Regions from separate parts of the Homo sapiens genome. Here region 1 is linked to region 2. A link is a loop called in an ENCODE intact Hi-C map of the cell type or tissue named here. Cell type or tissue: heart right ventricle. All regions are shown on one strand. Each heading gives the region's core, and the rest is flanking DNA. Links, peaks and the distances in the headings are about the cores only.

What was found. Peaks named below come from ENCODE experiments on the same cell type or tissue, not always from the same donor. Only the 100,000 strongest peaks of a DNase experiment are listed, where the experiment ranks them.
Region 1: it touches region 2 in a loop (2.1-fold over the local background); 3 of 110 quality-filtered maps call a loop at or near these places.

Annotation. Positions count from the first base shown.
Region 1 is chr20:55,249,582-55,256,280 of GRCh38, reverse strand. No RefSeq gene overlaps it. Among named protein-coding and RNA genes, the nearest start is that of LINC01440, 170 kb to the left of the region's middle. In heart right ventricle, for the core only: no CTCF peak of the experiment used is centred there; a DNase peak (open chromatin) is centred at 3,550; H3K27ac peaks cover 1,761 bases.
Region 2 is chr20:55,172,224-55,178,922 of GRCh38, reverse strand. No RefSeq gene overlaps it. Among named protein-coding and RNA genes, the nearest start is that of LINC01440, 250 kb to the left of the region's middle. In heart right ventricle, for the core only: no CTCF peak of the experiment used is centred there; no DNase peak of the experiment used is centred there.

The sequences.
Region 1 (6,699 bases), core at 2,108-4,607, 78 kb before region 2:
GCCAGTTCATGGACCAGCCTTTGAGAAACTATGCTTGAATCATATATTCATAAGCTTCATCATTTTTCAACAATGTCATGAGCCTCAAACTGAGAAACCTATTCTAATAAGGTTGTGAGTAAACCACTGTGAATTTCTTATTGAAAACATTCTCTTTTAAAAAGATAAATTATGTACACACTACACCACACACACACACACACACACACACACACACACACATTTTTTAGAGAGACAAAGGCTCTATAAAAATATGCTTATAAGGATGGCTCATGCCTGTAATCCCAGCACTTCGGGAGGCCGAGACCGGCAGATCACTTGAGGTTAGGAGTGCGAGACCAGCCTGGCCAACACAGTGAAACCCTATCTCTACTAAAAATACAAAAATTAGCCAGGCATGGTGGCACATGCCTGTAATCCCAGCTACTCAGGATTCTCTTGCCTCAGCAGGAGAATCAATTGAACCCGGGAATCGCAGTGAGCCAAGATAGCACCACTGTACTCCAGCCTGGGCAACAAAGTAAGACTCTGTCACAAATAAATAAATAAATAAGGAGTAGCCAATACACTTGTAGCCAAAACCAGATTCAGGTGTTTGACACTGGAGAGCCAGAACTCAAGAGATGAGAGTTGCGGGGAGGAAAAGCAGGTTTATGTGGAAAGCCAGCAAACCAAGAAGGTGAACTAGCATCCTAAAGTACCATCTTAAGTCAGGACAAGGACAAATTTCAGGCTGTTTTTTGTTTGTTTGTTTTTGTTGTTGTTGTTGTTGCTTTGAGACAGGGTCTTGCTCTGCCACCCAGGCTGGAGTGCAGTGGTGCTATCTGGACTCATGGTAACCTCCACCTCCTGGACTCAAGCAATCCTTCTGCCTCAGCCTCATGAGTAACTGGGACTACAGGCCCATACCACCACACTCAGCTAATTTTTGTATGTTTAGTAGTGACAGGGTTTTGCCATGTTGGCCAGGCTGGTCTCAAACTCATTACCTCAGGTGGGCCACCCGCCTCGGCCTCCCAAAGTGCTAGGATTATAGGCGTAAGCCACTGTGCCAGCCAGGCTCGTCTTACATTAAGGGAAGGGGGAGGGGAATGGGGTTGGGTTCTGGACACGATCAACAATCACAGACATCTGGGCACCAGTGAGGGTCCGGGGGAGCTGGGAACTTCTTTGTCCCTGGTCAGGTCCCAATGCTCCTAGAAAGTTTCAACAAAGCAGTGCTAGTCATTTACTACATACTTTTCCTTTAATCCCAGAGTTAGTTTCCAAAGACTACATGATTGCATCTCAGTGCTCTAAAATTATCCCAGCTTACATTCAGAAATGGGCAAAGGCCCCATACACAAAAATGGAGCTACTTATGGTAGCCCTTTTGCTGTTACATACTTAATTCTAAAAAAATTAATATATTTAATGTAAGATAATTATACAAAGAGTTACTTTTGAAAGAGAAATCACAGGAAAGAACAGTCACCAACGTAACTTTCTTCTGTTTAGTACATAAGAGTTGAGATAAATCTCATGGACTGTAGAGGGATGAAAATGTCTCTTCTCCTTTTCTGCCTCTACCAGGAGAAACCTGCACATAAGAAAGGCCAGATGAAGGGAGGGTTTTTCACTCATTGCTTGGAAGCACAAAGACGGACATTTAGATTAGCCAAAGAGATCCAGAGATATAACTCTCACTATGATCATCAACTGGTAAGCTAACAATGATATAATCATTTCCATGAGAGAGAGGAGGAGGAAAGCCCTAGGAGATTTTAACCCTAAGTGCACAAAGCAGCCTGAGTGAGTTAGAGATGGGCAGCCTGGGGGAGTTAGAGATGGGCAGCCTGGGGGAGTTAGAGATGGGCAGCCTGGGGGAGTTAGAGATGGGCAGCCTGAGTGAGTTAGAGATGGGCAGCCTGGGGGAGTTAGAGATGGGCAGCCTGGGGGAGTTAGAGATGGGCATACTCTCCAGGCCCTCTAAGTCAGGTGAAATGTGTTCTGGATGTCAGTGCTCTTTGATTGCAAATGACAGAAACAAAACTCAAACTTATTTCAGCAAAAAATGAAACTCAGTGTGTTATAGAACTGAGGAGTTTACTTCAAGCACAATTGCCTACAGTACCTCAAAATAGTATATTTTTTCTCCCATTCTCTTTCAGCTCTGCTTCTTTGGACCACTTAGTTGTATTCTCTCCTAGTATGATACTTTCTCCATTCATCTGGGAAGATAGCCAAAATAACTCTTAGCACACACAGTTATACCACATAACACAAGCACTAGAGACACTGGAACTCAAATTCCAGCTTGAAATATTCTAGATAAAGACAGATTGGCTTGGCCTTGGTTACTTGGTTACATCCAAATAAATAAGTTTCTATGACTGCCCTAGCCTGTGGCTGACTAACTTCTGTGGCCTTAATCAGGACAATATAGGGCGAGAAAAAAGTCCCCATAAAGCAGGAATACAGAGCAGCTAAAAAAAAAAAAAAGGAGATGATGAAAATAAGGTTCTTTTCTATATCTGTTAAGAATATTTGAATTGTGGTAAAGACAGCGGTTGAAAGTTAATGCAAACATGATGTAACTTGCATGTGTGTTTATATCTTTTAAATTCATAGTATAAACAATATCAGTTGATGTGTACAAGTTGAAAACTTATGAAAAATAATGACTTTTTTTAAAGAAGAGTTAGACAACCAGTTTGGAATGAGTTGAACCCATCCTATTTTGATTGCTCAGAGAAGGGTGCCCATGGCAGGTGGAAGCTACTTTAAGAATCAGTCCTACAGAAAGGAGGCAGTTCTCACTCATGCATAAATGCGTTCATTCATTCATTCATTGGATGGACAGGACAAATGGCACTAACAATTGTGGCAGGACTTAATTTATTACTTTTAGGATATGAAACATTTGCAAACCTTAGTGCTTTGACTATTATTAACAATACAGGAGTAGTTAGGGTGGCAGCAAAAAATAAGGCAAACTTAACAGATCCACACTGTAAAGAGAGGACAGAACTTCCAAAGGCTATGGGTGATGGCTCTTGCCATAATGGCATTTTCACTTCTACTTCAGGCGATTATTTATAACCATAGGTTGGCTTCACTTTTATAACATCCTCTTACTGACTTACGTCTGGATCAGGGTTCACAGTGTCCCCAATTTGTTTTCTGGCTTTTCTTGGGAAAAATTGCATTGTGGGATGACCCATTTTTATCAGCCTGTATTTATCCCTGCGCAGAATTGTTCATCCTAGGAAATGCCTGAGGGAGTTGGAATAATTCTCTAAAGAATAAAACCGTACAGACTTTTTCTTTGACAATACCCATAGTACAGAGGTGTGGAGAAGTTATTGCCAGGCGGTGCCAAAAGATAAGGTCAGGAACGGGCATTTATTCATAAAAACAGTAGCGAGGTGGTACGGATTTATTATTTCTTAAGGTCCCTTGGAAATGCATGACAATGCCTCTAACAAGCATTCTGTACAAGAATGTCAGCAAACACCGCACAGGAAACCAGGGCTTTGGTCTCAGACTGCTCCTGGGAGGTGTTTCTGAAGCTAATGGCTTAAGTACAAATCATCATTGCATGTGAGGTTGCTGGCACTGCTTCACAGAACTCAAGCCCCAGGAGAAGCAAGTCTCCTGTCCAAAGGACATTTTCCCTTCTGTTATTATAAACATACACACAGGCATGTTTGAGAGCAAGGGATAATCTGTGGAGTTTTATAATGCTAAAAAAAGAGGAACTTTGCAACTGGAAGCGTTCTATGAAAGGCATGGATAATTTAACACGAATTTCTTCTCATGCAAAAGGATAATTGTTGTACCTTTCTTACTTTTTTATGTGTATGTGTGTGTGTGTGTGTGTGTGTGTGTGTGTGTGTGCTTACAGTAAACTTTTTGATAAATATTTTTGCAAAGATATGAACTTTGGGAATGTATCCATACTGAAACATGGCATCCGTATTTTAGGTCTTGTTTACATTTGGGGAATGAATTGAGCAATATATACAATATTGCATTTTTTGAGAAACTCAGATTTAAATCACTCATAAATATTGAGTTATAAAAATCATGGAACCTGGAGAAAATAACAAGAGAGGCTAAATGTTGATTGGCAAAAAGAGATGAAAAACTCCTGACTTATGAGTAACTCAAAAAAGGAAGCTTTGAAAAATGGTCCAAATTTTCAAGGAGGCTAACCAAGTGCCAAATCAATATGCATAAATTCAATACAATGCACATTTCAGAGTGACTTGAAGCAACGTTTTCATCCCAGGAACTTCAAAAATGTCAACTGCTAAAAGCAAGGCATCATGGCCTACTTCCTGACATTATTATGTAATTCATGTGCTGAACTTTCACCTCAAAAATGGGAAGAAGAAACAAACAAACAGGTAATTTTCTGAACTGATAAATGCTAACAATCAAAAGCTCCCAGTAAGACTCTGTTGAAATCTCAGGCATTTTTAACAAGGTAAAAATATGATAAAATTTAAATGGTACTGGAAGCTGGAAATAAGGAAATATTAAGTTCCAAGGTCAAGAACTGGATTTGCTCCCTCACTCTCTTCAAAAGAGACGCCAGGGTTCAGAGCACTAATGCCAAAAAGAAGGATCGGTTGGAAAGCAGAACCCAACTAAACCCTTGTAATCTTTCCTCTAATGGGTATGCCTTTTTCCTCTTAAATGTATATTAATTTATAAAGCACCCTTTTTAAAAAGCAGGCATTACCATGGAGACAGTGGATGGGAACCGTTTTTCTCAGTCATCAACACTTTGCTGTTCTGTCAATTTAGCATTGTGTGCGTGTGTGTGTGCATTGTGTGTGTGCACGTGTGCGTGTGTGTGCGTGTGTGCGTCTGCATGTGTGCGCGTGCGTGTGCATGTGCGTGCATGTGCGTGTGTGGGTGTGTGCGCATGTGTGTGCACATGTGTGCGTGTGTGTGTATGTGTGCATGTGCATGTGTGCTTGTGTGTGCATGTGCGTGTGTGTGTTCATGTGCGCGCGTGTGCGTGCGCATGTGGGTGTGTGTGCGTGTGTGTGTGCGCGCAAGTTTAGTCTTTTTAACTGGAGAGTAATAGCCCCACATTTTATTTCTGTTGAAATTTCATCCAGACTTTTAAAAGTCCATATATATCCTACATTACTGGACTTGTTTGTTTTATGAAATTGGCTAAGGAATTTGTCCAAACAAATTACAAACAACAACACCTCTGACATAATCAAGGGTGGGCAGATTCATTTTCTACAGAACACAGGTAGGCAGTATAAACTAGCACAATATAAACTAGGCAATATAAACAAGGAAAATGTGGAGACCTACATTTCTGTGTCCTGTATACAGAAGTCAGTCCCTTCTGTGCAATAATCTGCTGTCTTGCCATGTTGTGTCTCCCAGCGTTGATAGAACAGATCTTTAAGATAGGAAAAAAGTTATTCAGAACACATCTAACAGAATTTTCTCAGTTTTCCTTGCTGATAACAAATTCAAACCTTCAGATAGCGGTCACATCTGCTGGCCAGAATTTGCAACTTCAGGTCACTTTCCAACTTCCAGAAAATCATTTTCCTATCTCATTCAAAAAGAGAGGATAGAGTCATTCCTGGTCTATGTAAAGTAATTACTATTCCACTACTCATTGACAATAGTGTTAAAGACGTTAGAAATATAGAACTAAGGAAAGAAACAGAAACAACACAATTTTTTTTTTTGAGATGGAGTCTCGTCCTGTCGCCCAGGCTGGAGTGCAGTGGTTCACAACCTCTGCCTCCCGGGTTCAAGCGATTCTCCTGCCTCAGTCTCCCAAGTAGCTGGGATTACAGGTGCTTGCCACCACACCTGGCTAATTTTTTGTACGTTTAGTAGAGACGGGGTTTCACCATGTTGGCCAGGCTGGTTTTGAACTCCTAACCTCGTGATCCGCCCACCTCGTCCTCCCAAACTGCTGGGATTACAGGTGTGAGCCACCGCACCTGACCACAAATCAACTTTCAAATGGAATTCTAGTTAACATTTTCATAAATTCACAGTATATGTTTTTGTTTCATACATTCATTTAACAAGAATTTATCAGAAGCTTAGATACTGTTGGGTAAATGCAGGGATCGTGGAATTGTTTTTGTTTGTTTGTCCATACGGGATCTCATTCCATGTTGGCAAGCTGATGGAAATGATCCAACTGAACTAAAAACAAAATTATGTCTTGCCTCAGCGGAAACTGAAAGACTGCATCTTATTAAATGTGAAACCTATCATTTTCTCACAGACAAATCTCCCAGAGTACCTCACCCTCTCGGATGCTATTTAGGTCCATTTCTAAGGTTTCTCATGGTGAAGGGCCTAAGGCCTAGATGTTGCAGTACTTTTTCCTTCCTCTAGAATCCTCCTCCTAGGTCCCCCTATTATTCTCTACTTTGTTAAATCATTTTTGTCAAGACAATTGAAGTTAGTAGACTTAGATGTAGCAGTTTCAGGTGAAAGGGACACATTTACTTTCTCACATATATCAAGAGGACCAATTTTCCCCAGCAGCAGTCTGCTAATAAAATATTTTCTCTCTTCACTAAATGCACATAAATACTTCTTCACCAGTAAAAGGTTTAACCCTTCATCCTATTTAAAGCCTGGGGATTGGAGGTGGAGAGTAGAAGGGGGATGGAAAGTTGCTAGGAGCAGTTTCAAAGAGATGGCTTACTTCAG
Region 2 (6,699 bases), core at 2,609-5,108:
GAGCTTCTGGAATCTAGTGGACATAAACCAGAGATGCTGCTAAGCATCCTACAATACACAGGACAGCCCCTCACTCCCTCCCCATGTATCCAACGGTTATCCAGTCCAAAATGTCAGTAGTGGTTGATAATCCCACCCTATGGATACACACTAGAATATAGATACAGCATAAAATTCTAATCTCTTCATTGGAAGGATTCAATTGATGCAGGCTACACTGTTGGGTGGATTTGTTCAATAAAAATAGTCTTTTTATTGAATACCAGGAAACTCCACCCTTCCAATACAGAACACAAAAGCTGGCCATTTGGCCTTTGTCTGCCTTAAATGCCTCTTCATTTTTATCTCTATTTACATTTGCCTTTGGCTTCTTCTAAAGTGAATGAGGGAGTATATATCAAATCATGCACAAGCTCATCTTTTGAGATGAAGTTTGCTTTAGGATAAGATTTCCAAATCCCATAATATATCCCGCTAGAACCTCTATTAACACTTTGTCCATAGCGAAGTGTTTGACTGATAAATATTGGAGTAAGATAATTTTGAGCTGCTTAAGATATCTCCCAACACTTTAGGAAGAAAAAAAAACTGAAAGCTGAAACCTGACGTCGAACACCCTGCATATGGCTATTTATACATGCAAATAAAAGTCATGACATCCAGAATCTTATCTGGATAATTAAATATATTTTTGCCTGCATTATCTACATAACTCAGGTATAGTTGTAGATGAGTTTGGACAGATAATTATCCTGTATGTACACTTCTTTTACTTGGGTAGAGGCAGCCTTTGTTCTTGAGCTGTTTCCAGTATGACATTTTAAAACCATACCTGAGTAGTAGAGAGGTTGAGGGGGTTTCACATTTACCAAAGCTTTGTTTTCTTTGTTCTTCCAGTTCGTTTCATGCACAAGTTGGTCTAAAGGGATATTTTTAAAACTCCAACAGTCTCTCTGGCCATTTTTGTGACCCAGGGAACTTGTCTGCTACTAATCTCACATGGAGATAAAAAGCCCTCCTGCTGTAGCTGGCCTGCTCCATGTCATGGATAAAGTTAGGTTGAACTGACAGCTGAGAGAGAAACAAGTTGGGGGAGAAAATGCCTGTAAGAAATCCTCCCAGAACCTGGACACAGAAGACAGACATTAAACACATGCATCCCAACATGCCCTATGTCACAGCCCTGGTCCAAGCTGGAGCTGAGTCCGGCCCACAGACGGAGCCTTGAAACCCTATGTCAGATCTTATGAGTCATTTCCTTAAATAACTTCCCATCAATGATATACTGGTGCTGCAAGTCCAGCTTGATGGTGCTCCTGTCAATTTCCACAGTCACATTCATTCTCTCTCTCTCTCTCTCTCTCTCTCTCTCTCTCTCTCTCTTGCTCTTTTCTCTATGGGACACTTTTCAATTCCTTGAATTTGCTGAACTCTTTCTTGCCTTACATTCTCTTCTCCTGATAGTCTTTTTGGTTAGCAAGGACTCCCCCTTTCCACCCCACTGCATTTCACCTGGACAGCTCCTGTTTGTTCTTCAAGCCTCATCCCCTACTCTCAAATTGCAAGTGGAACACTTCGACTGCCTAAGAGTTCTGGGCCACATAGTTGACTCAGCTTGCTCAGCCTCTAGGGATGGAGGATGAAAAGTGTGCCTGCTAAGCGCAACCAAGCCCAATATCTTAAGGGATGGCCGCCTGAAGACATCTTGTACTTGGAAGACCCAGCACCTTAGGGTCCTGTCAGTTTACACTTAGTAACTTAGGGACCTCTGCCTTAGGGGCCCTGCTTTATGCTGACCCTGAGGTCAGCATAAAAAAGAGATAGTTACTAAAAAAAAGAGGTAGTTGAAAGATATATATATATCTTTCAACTACCTCTTTTTTTGTAAGTTTGGTGATTTTTGTGAAACAGGAATTACAGGAGAAAAAAATTTAAGCTCTCTCCTGGGACACTAAGATAGGATGCTCTGATATATATATATAAAAAAAACTACTTTGCATTTTATTACAGACTGGATTCTACAGATATGTATACCTGTCTTTCCCCTCTGGTATTCTGAACTGCTATGCTAGAATGGCCTGGAAATTCTAAGTCAGGAAAATGAGACGTAAGGAAAGAAAACCCTCTTGCATTGATGCCTTATCCCACTTTCTCAGTGACGGGGCCAGGGTGAGTCCTGGGTGAGTCCTCTGGGGCAGGGGGCGCTTACCTTCCAGGAGTCCTGGGTTTTGCCTGTCCTGGGCTCTGTCCAGCTCTGCCTGTCTACCCCAGCGATCTCTACTGCCCCTCATGTTTGCACGTACCAATACTGGCGGGTCAGTGGAGAGGAGTGCAGCCCCTTCAACCTCTGGACTCTGAGTGGTGATTCTGGGAGCGTCTGTTGGTCTCCAGGCACAAACGTCAGCTGGGCTATTGGTACAGCCTTATTGATAATGTTTAAATATTTAGATATATGAGATGTGGGCTCATTTGTATTCTTGCCTTGGGCTCTGCAAATGTTGGAGGCAGACCTACTTTGCTTATTGATTTCATTCTCTTCAAATGAAATTAGTTCTTCATGTGGCTGAAGGAAGTGCCACTGGCACTTCTAGGTTCACATCTTAGCAGGGCTGCAACTAGGCTGTGGCTAGAGAGGCAGACACACTGGGTAGAAAATTTAAGGAGACACTTATTTTCAAGTATCAACTTTGCACTTGCACGACACTGACAGTCAATGCCTCCTTAAATTTCATGCCCTAAGCACCCTGGGTTACTCATTTTTGTCCCCAATCCTACATGTTAATAACAGCACAATCAGAGAAGGGCGTAAAAGACATTTTCTCACCTTCAAATAATTTTGAACACTTCTAGGAAGGGCTTTCATTGGCTTGGCTTGGGTTATGAGCTAACTTTTGGTAATAAGAGGGAGGTACTATTATTGGCCTAACCTGGGTTACATGCCCACCACCATAGTAGTAAATGGGAGGAGATCGAGGTAAACATTCCAGAATAAGGGAGAAGGAGGGCTTTCAGGACAAAAGAGAAAGGAATAGCCCCCATAGTGGCTAACATCAGATTGAACATTTGACGAGCATTTACTGATAATCTGCTATTTTCCATAGCTAATAGCATAGGGCTATATGTTCCATATATTGTGAGCTATTTTGAAGATTATATAAGAGATTAATATAAAGAGGTTAAACTAGTACTAGGCATAATGCACTTGCTCCATAAGTGCTACCAGTAATTATAATAATTGTAATACGTGATCTTGGTATACAATGTACACAACTTAATTTGGGGTAGCCAACTACACACACACACACACACACACACACACACACACCCCTCTCAAGGTTAAACTTGGGTGGAAGAGAAAAAACGACTGCCACTGAAGAAGGACACCCTCTGTTCCTAATGAAGGCTCAATAGGCTGGCATTCCAGAGAATATTGCCAGTTTACAAGGGCAATAATGAGCTCAGCATTCTGCTAATATATGAGAGACAGAGATTAGTTATCTGGCTTTGCATTTAAGCCAAAACATAACTCCATGGCACATTAATTTGACATTGAGCACAGCTTTTCAATTAACAGTCACTGTAAGGTCCACATTGTAGGAATTCAGCAGTATATTAACCTGAACTGCCAGGCCTCTGGTATGTCATGGACCACAAATTTAACATGGCACTGGCATTTCAGATGAAGAGGCAGAATCAACGTGAGCGCTACTTGCTGTAAATTCGCTGCATGTCCAAGAAAGTGCATGTGTTAAAGGTTATTAAATCTAAAATAGCAATGGCCACATGCATTGTTGCATAGCAACTACCGAGTACAACTGCCCTTCCCCCTTTTTTCTTATTACACACAGAATATCTGGGACTTATAACAGGGGTTTGTATAATTTCTCTTCTAAAACCACAAGGAGGTTTCTTAGAGTTTTCAGAACAAAGGTGTCTTCTTGGCAGACATTCAATAACTTGAAAGAGGCTTATTTTAATGAGCTCCATTTATGCTATTGGACACAGAAAAGGTTGATTTTCACAAGCCTTTCAAACTACAGTCATGCCCTGGCAGTCACTGTATGAAGGTTTTTTGCCTGCCTTCATATTTATCTAGCTTATGCTCAGTTAACAATGAGTAAGGCTTAAATAACTTGGCAACACCTGGATTTAAAAATTTGAAGATTCATCTTTGGACACATGTGCCAAGTTTGCTTATTCTTATAAACTTTTCCAGATAGGTATGATCAACCAAAAAAAAAGGAGATACCACTTCTGGTACCACATTTGACACCGGGTAGGTGTTTTTTTCCAACACCAACTAATTCTCCAATGTCAACTTGGTGTCCAACAATTCTATTCAATTCTGACACTAACTATCTGGACTGTACAGATTGCTCAAGTCCCACAAGTTGCCCTCAATTTAGATGCTGGCTGCAAACAGGGTACCTAGGCTCCTCACACTTCTGCCTGGCCAACTACAAGTTCCTGCATTTCCATATCAGTCTCCCTTCCCTCCTCCAGTTTGATAGTTTACAAGAATGACTCACAGAACTCAGGAAAACACTGCATTTATACCTAGTGGTTTATTATAGTGGATGCAATTCAGAAACACACAAAGGGAAGACATATATAGGGCAAGGTTTGGTGGGGAGAGACGCAGAGCTTCTTCCATGCCTCCTAGCACTTTGAGGTGCTCACCAACCTAGAAGCGCTTCAAAACCCTTTTAAGGGTTTTGATGAAGGTTTCATTAGGTAGGCATGATTGATTACATCATTGGCCATTGGTGACTGATCTCAATCTCCAGACCTTCCCCCTTCCCCCAAAGGGGGCAGGGTGGGGCTGAAAGTTTCAACCCTTTAATCTGGCAACCAGCCCCCAATTCTGAAGCTATTTAGAGATCCTTGCTAGGAACATTCAAAAGATACTATTATCACTCTGGAGACTTGAAGGATTTTAGGGGCTTTGTGCCCAAAACTGGGGTCAGAGATCAAATATTTATTTTTCACTGTGCCACAGTTATACTCAACTTGCCTTCACCTCAGATACTTTCTTTGCCCTTCACTGACATGTTTTATTGCCCTGACCCCATGGACCGCATGCCCCAGGCTCCCTAGATGGCTGGCTTCCAGTTGGGTTTGCCAAAGGAAAGTACAGGAAAGAGATCCAAGGGCAGGGGAGACAGAGGTCAGGATGTGTTTTTCCCAACTACTCACTCTCATAGTCTGAGATGAAAATATGTTATCCCCTGCTTCTTCAGGTCCAGGGTGGTAATGACTCTTCACTGTTGCTAGTCTCAGTGCTTTAAATCCCTGCCAGTTCCCTGCCTTCTGCCCAAATTTATTTAGTTTCTTCACTAAAGTTTATTGAACTCTCTGAGTTGGATCCTGTTTTCCACAGGCAGAACCAGATACATAATTTGCAGATTCTAGGGCAAAATGAAAATGTGGAGTCTTTTATTCAAAAAGCCAAAAGTAAGTGTAGCTAAAGGTACTTAACTATGAAGCTTTTTCTGATATTCCATAATCTCTCCTTTGACTTGTCATAGTGTGTTTTTTCATTTGTTATTTAATACTATTTGAAAGGAAAATAAAATAATCAAATAAAAATTATTAATATGAATTTAACTATTCTTTTTTATATTATGCAATGACAGTTTTAGATGCAAATATTTGAGCATTTAGCTTCTATGCAGAACCACCAAAATTATTACAAAATTTGTATTTTGTAGTTAATACATGCAGATGTAGTTTGTTCTTACAAGGATAGCGGATATCACTGTAGGAAACTACCTCACTCAGCTGTCTTTATTTCAAGCACATGCTCTACCAATACCACTTACTTTCAGTTTACTGATAAGTAAGAAGGGGCAGGAAGGAAAAGGAACTATGCTTTTCCCTGTCTTTCTGTTTCCTTCTAGGTCATCATTTCCATCATGAGTGTTTGTCCAGTTCAGGAAAGTAACATGAATAAGAAAAGTTGTGACAGGATTCTTTGGTTCTTCATATTTCTTACGTCAACCTAAATAACAAATACAGGCAGGGTGTGGTGGTGAGCACCTATAGTCCCGGCTTCTTAGGAAGCTGAGGGAGGAGTACTGCTTGAGCCCAGGAGGTCCAGGTTGCGGTGAGCTATGATTGCATCACTGCACGCCAGCCTGGGTGACAGAGCAAGGTCCAGTTTCAAAATAAATAAATAAATATAGAGTGAGACTCTCTAAAAGAAAATGATGTTTATTTGGGAAGAGAACCTTACAATGGGAGTGCACATGTCATTGTAAATAATGTGCTTATTTAGGGAGGCAAAGAAAGACAAAAGTTTTTAAAGAAAAAATGAAGAGGATTACATAATGGTTTAAAAATAATTATCCTTGGCTACAAGAATCAATAACAATGATGACACCAGTCTGAGATTGGACAGGCAGCTGTTGGACAGATGTGCTTGCCCAGTTATTTCTTGTGTAAGGTTGCAACAACCTTTGTGCAGGATTTTGGTTTCATTAGAGTTTTCTGTGATAGTTTTGTGAGGCATACAAGTATAAGACCCTTCTCTTCACAGCCTTCTCAGATCCTGTTTGTCAGGGTTTATAAAAATACTAAGGCCTTCATTTTTTTTTTTTTTTGGAAATAGGGTCTTTTTTTAATTACACTTTTAAGTTTTAGGGTACATGTGCACAATGTGCAGGTTTGTTACATATGTATACATGTGCCATGTTGGTG